2 separate regions of the Homo sapiens genome follow, and region 1 is linked to region 2. The links are chromatin contacts, found by Hi-C or POLR2A ChIA-PET in ENCODE. All regions are on one chromosome and are shown on one strand. The core of a region is the stretch at or near the end of the contact, and the rest is flanking DNA. Distances in the headings are between cores, read along the strand shown.

The links. A loop is a pair of places that touch in the nucleus more often than their neighbours do. ChIA-PET counts read pairs that join two places held with the same protein, here RNA polymerase II (POLR2A). Pooled maps may share reads with other maps.
Region 1: a map of naive thymus-derived CD4-positive, alpha-beta T cell shows a loop between it and region 2 (5-fold over the local background). The contact joins the promoter of LRAT here to the promoter of DCHS2 in region 2. A Hi-C loop is called at or near these places in 1 of 168 maps with a recorded cell type or tissue (naive thymus-derived CD4-positive, alpha-beta T cell), 1 of 37 single-sample maps with no recorded cell type and 7 of 50 pooled maps. POLR2A ChIA-PET finds 5 or more read pairs at or near these places in 2 of 52 experiments (WTC11 and common myeloid progenitor, CD34-positive).

Annotation. Positions count from the first base shown.
Region 1 is chr4:154,741,607-154,745,627 of GRCh38, reverse strand. It overlaps LRAT (lecithin retinol acyltransferase), which reads right to left and starts at 1,628. Exons shown (of 3, transcript NM_004744.5): 1 at 1,406-1,628; 2 at 762-1,302. The coding sequence starts at 1,301. RefSeq lists enhancers at 2,277-2,789, 2,790-3,301, 3,302-3,815.
Region 2 is chr4:154,490,398-154,494,727 of GRCh38, reverse strand. DCHS2 (dachsous cadherin-related 2) reads left to right here and starts at 2,929. Exons shown (of 20, transcript NM_001358235.2): 1 at 2,929-4,330. The coding sequence starts at 3,373. RefSeq lists enhancers at 2,499-2,548, 3,351-3,530, 3,581-3,720, 3,189-4,144, 4,145-4,330.

The DNA.
Region 1 (4,021 bases), core at 379-2,878, 250 kb before region 2:
ACCTCTTCCTTTCAAGTGAAATTCTTGGTTAAAGTTGCAAGCAGCGGTGACTGATTCCTTGTATCCCCCACCCCCAGTCACTTGCCCTTTGTCGTTTGAACTACACTGTGGGTGGACACCTGATGACTTCTGCAGCAATACTGGGCAGCTCTGGAATCTCTGGAAGCGGTCCTGCATTGCCACATCCTTTCTCTAAGCATTTCGAGATATCCTGCAAGGCACGTTGCCATTTGCTTATTTACTTAGCCTACCTTAGGAACACCAGAACTTTCCTTACTTAATCTAGAACTTTAAGAATGTTATGGAAGGCCGGGCACGGTGGCTCACGCCTGTAATCCCAGCACTTTGGGATGCTGAGGCGGGAGGATCACGAGGTCAGGAGATCGGGACCATCCTTGCTAATACGGTGAAACCCCATCTCTACTAAAAATACAAAAATAAATTAGCCGGGCGTGGTGGCGGGTGCCTGTAGTCCCAGCTACTCAGGAGGCTGAGGCAGGAGAATGGCGTGAACTCTGGAGGCGGAGTTTGCAGTGAGTGGAGATCGCGCCACTGCACTCCAGCCTGAGCAACAGAGCGAGACTCCGTCTCAAAAAAAAAAAAAAAAAAAAAAAAAAAAAAGGAAAAAGAAAAAGGATGGTATGGAAGTGGTAGGGGAGGTGTCCAGGAATTAGATCCCTACTCGCGGGGAAGAGAAAAGGTCAGGGATGGGAGGGGGCATCTCCGCGGAGCCCACTTCCCCTGGGAGTCACACATCATACCTTGTCGGACTGGGGACTGATCGGGGTGCCATATCTGCAGTAGGTCACGAAGTGCTCGCAGTTGTTCCACAGCAGGCTGTAGGGGGTAAAGCCCAGCAGCTTTTCAGCCCTCCGCGCCACCTCCTCGTTGAGCAGTGCCTTTTTCTGGAGGGACTCGTCCAGGTGATTGACCAGGATGTTAGCTCCGTAGGCGAAGTCCTCCACTGTGTCCACGCGGATGCTGGCCACTTTGACAATAACGCCCAGGATGAGACGCTTGTTGGAGACCACCTTCTGCGTGCGCCCCATGTCGTCTGTCAGGGCCAACAGGATGTCGGGCATCATGTGGGCAACACGGTTGTCTCCTAGGTAGATGCCATAGTGGGTCAGGTGGGTCCGGGGCACCTCCAGCACGTCGCCTCGGTGGAAAGAGCTGGTTTCATAAAAACTGTTCCTCCCTTTGTCTTCGCCCGCGGCGCCCGAACTAAAGAGCGTGAAGTTGGAGATGAGGAGCAGCTTCTCCAGTAGTAAAGACACCACCTCCAGCATGGGGTTCTTCATCCTGCAGGGAAGAGGGCGTCTTGGAGAGGTGCCGGTGCCACTCCGGCAGGGGCCGGGCTGGGCAAGTTAAGCTCGCCGGGCAGGGGTGCTGCGCTGCTGCTCACCTGCAGGCCAGGTGAGGTACGGCGCAAAGTACGGCCGCTGAGGAGAGAGGAAGGCAAAGGAGGACAGCGAGGCCTGGCGACCGGCTCAGCCAAGCCACAATGGGGAATGAGACGGATAAGGAACCGGTGGCTGACGGCGGGGACAGTGAGACCAGTGCTACAAGCAGCCGGAGAAGGAGCGCACCTGGGGGCCGTGCCGGGGGCAGGGCCGCGCGCGGTGCTCGGAGGTGCAGGCTTCGCTGCGACTTTTTATGGCCGTCGAGGGGGCGGAGCCGAAGGCCGTCACAGACCCGGAAAGCTCACTGATTGGGCGCCGCTGGCGCGCTGCGCTAGCGGCGGGGAGGACGCGGGATCCCGGTTTCTTTGGGAGGGGGGCGGGCCGACTCCCAGCTCCAGGGTTCTGCACAGTGATTCTTTATCGCCGCGGGATCCCGGTTGCACTACTGGCTTTTAAGTGGCCTATTTAGGGAGGTAGAGTCCCAAGGTGTGGCGGCACGAAAGGTCCTGCACCTGTCGGGACTGGGGCGAGTTCCTGGCACTTCGCGGTAGTCTTCGGTGGAAAGTCCTCTTGGGAGAGATTTCTGAGTTGGACCACCTTCCTCTAAAAGGATAGATATGAGGGACTTCGGCTTAATAAAGAGATTGCATTTACTTTGCAAAGTGCGAGCGCCTCGAATGCCTGCAGATTCTTTCCTGACCGAATCTTTCGTTTTGTTTTGTTTTGTTTTGAGACAGTGCCTTGCTCTATCACCCAGAGCAGGAGGGCGGTGGCGCGATCTGGGCTCACTGCAACCTCCGCCTCCCAGGTTCAAGCGATTCTCGTGCCTCAGCCTCCCAAGTAGCTGATATTACAGGCACCACGCCTGGCTAATTTTTGTATTTTTAGTAGACACGGGGTCTCACCATGTTGGCCAGGCTGGTGTTGGCCAGGCTGGTCTCGAACTCCTGACCTCAAGTGATCCGCCCTTCTGGACCTCCCAAACCGCTGGGATTACAGGCGTGAGCCACCGCGCCCAGCCCCTCTTTTTTCAAATGCCCTGAATCCTCCATGCTTTCAGCCGGCGCGAGGGTGTGTGTGTAGGGCGGGGGGGGGGGGGTTGGGGGGGTCGCTACCCGCGAGTCCAGTCCCTGCGCGCCGGTGATTTGAACCCGAGGCCTCTCTGCGCTCCTAGGCACCTGTGGCCGTTGAGTACGAAGCTTCCAACGGTTGGCATGAAAAACGGCGGGGTCCCAACGCCCGCCAGGAAAGCAAGATTCATGTTAAGTTTATTTCTCCGGCTTCAGGGTCACATGGACCCAGCTTCAGTTCACCCACCGAAACTTTGTCCGCCTCCCTTTATTTTTATTTTTATTTTTATTTTTATGTTTTTAAGCATAACCTCCCGGAGACGGCCAAGGAAGGCGAAGTACTTGGATGAGATGCTAAGTTCTTTGCCCGTGCGCCTGCAGCCCGACTCCAATGCCTCCTCGAGGGTGGTCCTAGGGAGCTGCCGGGTGAGGGAGCCGCTGAAGCGTTGGCCGCGCCAGGCTTGGCACGCGATGTCCCCACCGGGTGCTGAGTTCCGTGCTAATGCATTATGTAAATGCTTAAATTCTGCAGACAAAGGCCACAATGGAGAGCCTCGGGTGGCTCCACAAAGCTGCCCAGTCGGCGCTAATAGGTTTCATCAGCAGATTCTACGCACGCCTGAGGGTACTCTGCGGATGATGGATGAAGGAACATTCATTTTACCTGGAAGACGAAGGGGGCCATAGAGACCAGGCGTGAGGGAAAACGGCTCCCCATTATCCTTGGAGGCCGGGCCTTTGCTGCCACCCTCAATCTGCCGTCAGCGATCTGTCCCCGTCTCCCTGCTTGCCGGTGACTTTTGTTCATTCACAAACGATTGCGCATCACATTATAGTCCCAGCAAAGAGGAGAAAACTCCCACAAACGAGTCGAAAGAGGAAGTTGGAGAAGGGGAGAGAGCCAGTGGACGTGGAGATTTTTTTATTTTCCCAGTTTACTCCCAAAATTTAAAGAAAAGCGCCCAGGTGGCGAGTTGCTGAAACTCATCAGCTGCGCACAGGGAGCTTGCTAGCCTCTAGCAGCACAGCAGTCAGCACCCTTCGCTAAAATCGGGGGAGTCTGATAGACCTCGGTGTGTACGTTCAATGCAGACCCGACCTCACACTCTGAACTGGCTCCTCTGGGCCAGTTCTGGGAAAGCGCCAATACCGAAGCCTCTTGTGTCACGGGCCAAAGGGCCCCTGGAGATGAAAGGAAACGTGATAATTAACGGTTTCCGTCCCTGGTGGTCACTAAGGCGGCTTATAATGCTTATGACTGCCTCCACCTGGGGAACTTGAGGGAGACAAAAGCATGGAGAATTGCTTCAGGGCTCCACATAGCTATATACATATATATGAATTCTTTTATGTATATAAAAATATATACATATGTATACATTTTATATACATGAAAGAATTAGCTATAGACTCAATAGCCTTGTCCCACCGCGTTTTGGAAGACGCAAGCAGTGCCAAGCTGATTTGCGTTTCATTTTTCTTTTTCCCCCGGTGGGGTCCACTTTCTGGCCGCCTTCTTGGGAAAGGGCTTTACTTCAAAAAGAAAGG
Region 2 (4,330 bases), core at 1,680-4,179:
AATCCCCAGTGTTAGAGGTGGGACCTGGTGGGAGGTGACTGGATCATGAGGCAGTTTCTTATGAATGCTTTAGCACCATTCCCTGATGCTGTCCTCATGAGAGTGAGTGAGTTCTCATGAGATGTGTTTGTTTAAAAGTGTATAGCACCTCCCCATTCATTTTCTTCCTCCTGCCTACTTCCCCTTCACTTTCTGCTATGATTGTAAGTTTCCTGAGGCCTCCCCAGAAACTGATCCCACCATGCTTCCTGTACAGCCTGCAGAACCATGAGCCAATTAAACATTTTTTCTTTATAAATTACCCAGTCTCAGGTTCTTTACAGCAATGCAAGAACAGACTAATACAATGGTTTACAAAGTAAGTTGACGAAGCTGAAAAATAAGTTCAAGAAGTCCTATGAAATAATTAAGATGAGTAAGATTGCAAAGACATAATTCATTACAGTGAAGATTCTCATGGCCAATTCATTCTTGGTTATGGCTTCCAACTTCTACTTTAACAGACAAATGCATTCACTTACCCATAGGTTCAACCAACCGTCTGTCCAACACATACTTAGTAAATAGAGACACACTACATGCTAGGTACTGTTCTAGGTGCTGAGATAAAGCAGAATGAAGGTTTTGAGGTTGTAATAATCTAATAAACAAATGAAAAAAGCAAGTTGATTTCAGATGCTGATAGGTGTTGTGAATGAAATATACTGAAAGGATATAGCATTTATAGTAGAAAGGCTATCTGAAATAGGGTAATTAGGGAAGATCTTTCTTAACAGAGGGCATTGGAGTTGAGACCTGAATGAGAAAGAGCTAGCTCTTTCCAAAGCAGAAAAAAGAACTCCCAGGCATGGAAAGTTCTAACAATTCAAAGGTACAAGATCAAAAAGAAGGCAGATGGCTGAGTCCAGAGTGGTGGTATGAGGCAAGGTCAGAAAGATGGATAGGATCCTGTACTACTAAAAGGAGCTTGATTGAAGGAGTCTGAATTATAATCTAAGTATAATGGAATCATTTCAGGTTCTAAGCAGGAGGTAATATGATTTGAGACAGCTTTAAAAACATTAATCCAGATGCTTGTTCAAGAATTACTTATAGGCTGGTTGCGGTGGCTCAAGCCTGTAATCCCAGCACTTTGGGAGGCCTAGGCAGGAAGACTGGCCCCAGGAGTTCGAGACGAGCCTGGGCAATATAGTGAGACCTCATCTCTACAAAAGTAAAAAAAATAAACAAATAAATTAATAAAATAATATAAAATTTGCCAGGTATAGTGGTGGGCACCCATAGTCCCAGCTACTCTGGAAGCTGAGGTGATGGAATCACTTGAGTCCATGAGGTTGCAGTGCGCCATGATTGCACCACCGCACTCCAGCCTGGGTGACAGAGTGAGATCCTGACTCAGAAAACAAAACAGCAACAACAACAACAATAGCAAAAACAGAAAAGAATTACTTATAAAGGGGCAAGAGTGGGAGGGGAGGGACTAGTTAGGGTGCAAATGCAGAGACTGAAGATAAAAAGACTCTAAAGACTCATAACAAATCTCTTTAATGGTTAAAGAGAGTTCATTGGGGGAAAGAAAGCTGAATTTATTTTAATAATGTCCCCATTTTCGGTAACATATATGCTACAAAGTCAATTATTTTATTGTTATTTGGTCACAGGTAGAGATAACGGTGTGGCTGTGGATTAGCAATTACATACACCTCCGTTGCACATTTAAAAAGGCATTTTGTTGTTGCTGCAAGAAACCACTATGCAGGGCTTTTGGTCCTCCCTAAAGGAGAGAAACGGTATCTAGGAAATTAATTCTTCTCTCAGGCCCAAATGCAAAATTGCAGAAACCACTTGCTAAATATGGTCAGCCATTTTTAAGAGTCCAGAGAGTCTTTTCTCAGGCGTACTTTATTAGAGGCCATTGATCAGTTTCTACCGATTATTATAGTTAATTGAAGGGAAATCTGCGACTATGGCTATTTATTGGCATTTGCGTTCGGCTCAGACAGAAGCTAGTTTTGAAAGTGGTATCCGTAGAGTTATCCCGCTTGCACACTTCCTTGCCTAGGGGTGGTGGGGGAGCGCTGAGGGCTTGCGGGGTGTCAGCCACCAGGGCTTTCTGCTCATCAGTCAGCATCGTCAGACATCCTGGAAGTGTTATGATGGCGCTGAATGTAGAAAAAGGGTTCTCAGGGCGGATATATTGTCGTCATTCCTGGTGGCAGAGGGGAGTGACAAGAGGCTCACACGTCGCTGGGTAGTAGCACGCATAATAAAGTGTGGTTTGCACCATGTGTGCCACAGATTTCTCGGGTTTTCTGGAAGGCTTTTCCAAGTTCCGCCTTCTCCCCTTTAAAGCCATCCTGGCCCCAGCTATGCATCGGCCTTTGACTCCATCTGTCCTTCCGCTGCGGACGGGAGTCCCTCTCGCCAAATGGAGAACACAAGTTTGGCACCCCAAAGTGATGATAACCTCTACCCTCTTGGCTCAGCGCGAGCCAAGAGTCAGGCCTGCAGAGGGACGGTCAAGCGGATGGAGGGGGAGGCCGCGGAGAGGCCGCTCCTCTCACCTCCCCGCACCCATCATCACTTGGCACTTGGCCAAGCCCAGGCAGACGCCCCGCCTGCGCGTCCCCCACCCGCCCCGCGGTGCACGTCTCCCAGTGCTTTTGCATTTGCTCCTCTTCCGCCCTGCTGCAGAGCGCGGCTCGCAGGTTGGAGTTTGCCCTCGTGTGCGCCGCATCACACGGCAGGGAGGGGAAGGCAGGCGGCGGAGGCTGGGTCGGAGCAGGAGTCGCGCGGTCCCTGGCGCCCGGAGACACAGTGGGGAACCACCGCCCCGCCCCCGGAGCAGCGGACAGGGCCGCAGACCTCCCTTCCCCCCTCCCTCTCTCCCTCCTCCCCAGCGCCCTGACTCCCTGCCTCCACGCCCTTACTCCACCCCCTACTCCGGCCAGATCCCCATCCTCTCCTTGTGTGTGCGCGCTTCATATAATCTCCTCCTTTTTGGCAAAAGAAATAATGCACCTGACTTTACCAGGGGGGAACAACCAGCCGAGTAGAACAAGGAACAGATGTAAAGGGAATAAAAGGAGAGAGAAAAAGAGATGAGATTCGTTTAAAGAAATCCAGGGGCAGAAGAGGTGGCTGCCGCGGCAGAGGCAGCTAGAGCTTACTTCCCTGTCTGCGTGAGCTGCAGGCAGAGGACGCTTTCACCAGTTGCAGATGTAACCTCGGGAATTCCTGGGCCGTCGGTTTGTTTGCCAAACAAAGTCTTTTCTTCTCTGGCTCAGACACTGAAGAGGCTCCTGGATTTTTCTGCGATCCTGCCACAAGCTGGCAGTTACCCGAGAGCCTTCCCAAGGAGCTGGAGGAGAAATGAGCCCTTGTGGGCGGAAGATGGGCGAAGGGCGTCAGCAGCGGCGGGCTCCGGTCGGGAAGCTCCTTCTGCTCCCCGGGAGGAGAGATACACCCCATGGGCGGTCAGGCAGCAGCGGCGCCAGGACGCAGCGCTCCCTGCTCTGGCTCTTGGTGCACGTGTGGCTGTGGGCGGCCTCGGGCTCCTCTGCCCAGTTGTTCAACCTCACCCTTTCCGTAGATGAGGGGCTTCCCCCGGACACGCTGGTAGGTGACATCCGCGCCGGGCTGCCGGCCGCGCAGCAGCAGGAGGGGAGCGGCTTCTTTCTGTCGGAGGACTCCGATGACTCCCCGCTGCTGGACGACTTCCACGTGCACCCGGACACCGGCATCATCCGCACTGCGCGGCGCCTGGACCGCGAGCGGCGGGACCACTACAGCTTCGTCGCCGCCACGCTGCTGGGCGCTGTGGTGCAGGTGGAGATTCGCGTCAACGACGTGAATGACCACTCGCCCCGCTTTCCCCTCGACTCCCTGCAACTCGACGTCTCCGAGCTCAGCCCGCCAGGGACCGCCTTCCGCCTGCCAGTTGCCCACGATCCGGACGCCGGACTGTTCAGCACTCAGGGCTACACCCTGGTGCAACCGTCCGACCTGCCCAAGGACCCCGCAGGCCCGTTCTTCCAGTTGCGCTACCGGACTCCGGGGCCACTACCGTCACCGCTTTTGCCAGGCTCCTCGTCACCCCTGGAGCCTCTAGATCTGGTGCTGCTGCGGCGCTTGGACCGAGAGGAGGCGGCGGCGCACCGGCTGCAGATCGAGGCATGGGACGGCGGCCGACCCCGGCGCACCGGCCTCCTGAGCGTGGAGCTGCGCGTGCTGGATGAGAACGACAACCCGCCGGTCTTTGAGCAGGACGAGTACCGCGCCGCGGTGCGCGAGGACGCCCAGCCGGGCGCCGAGGTCTGTCGCGTGCGCG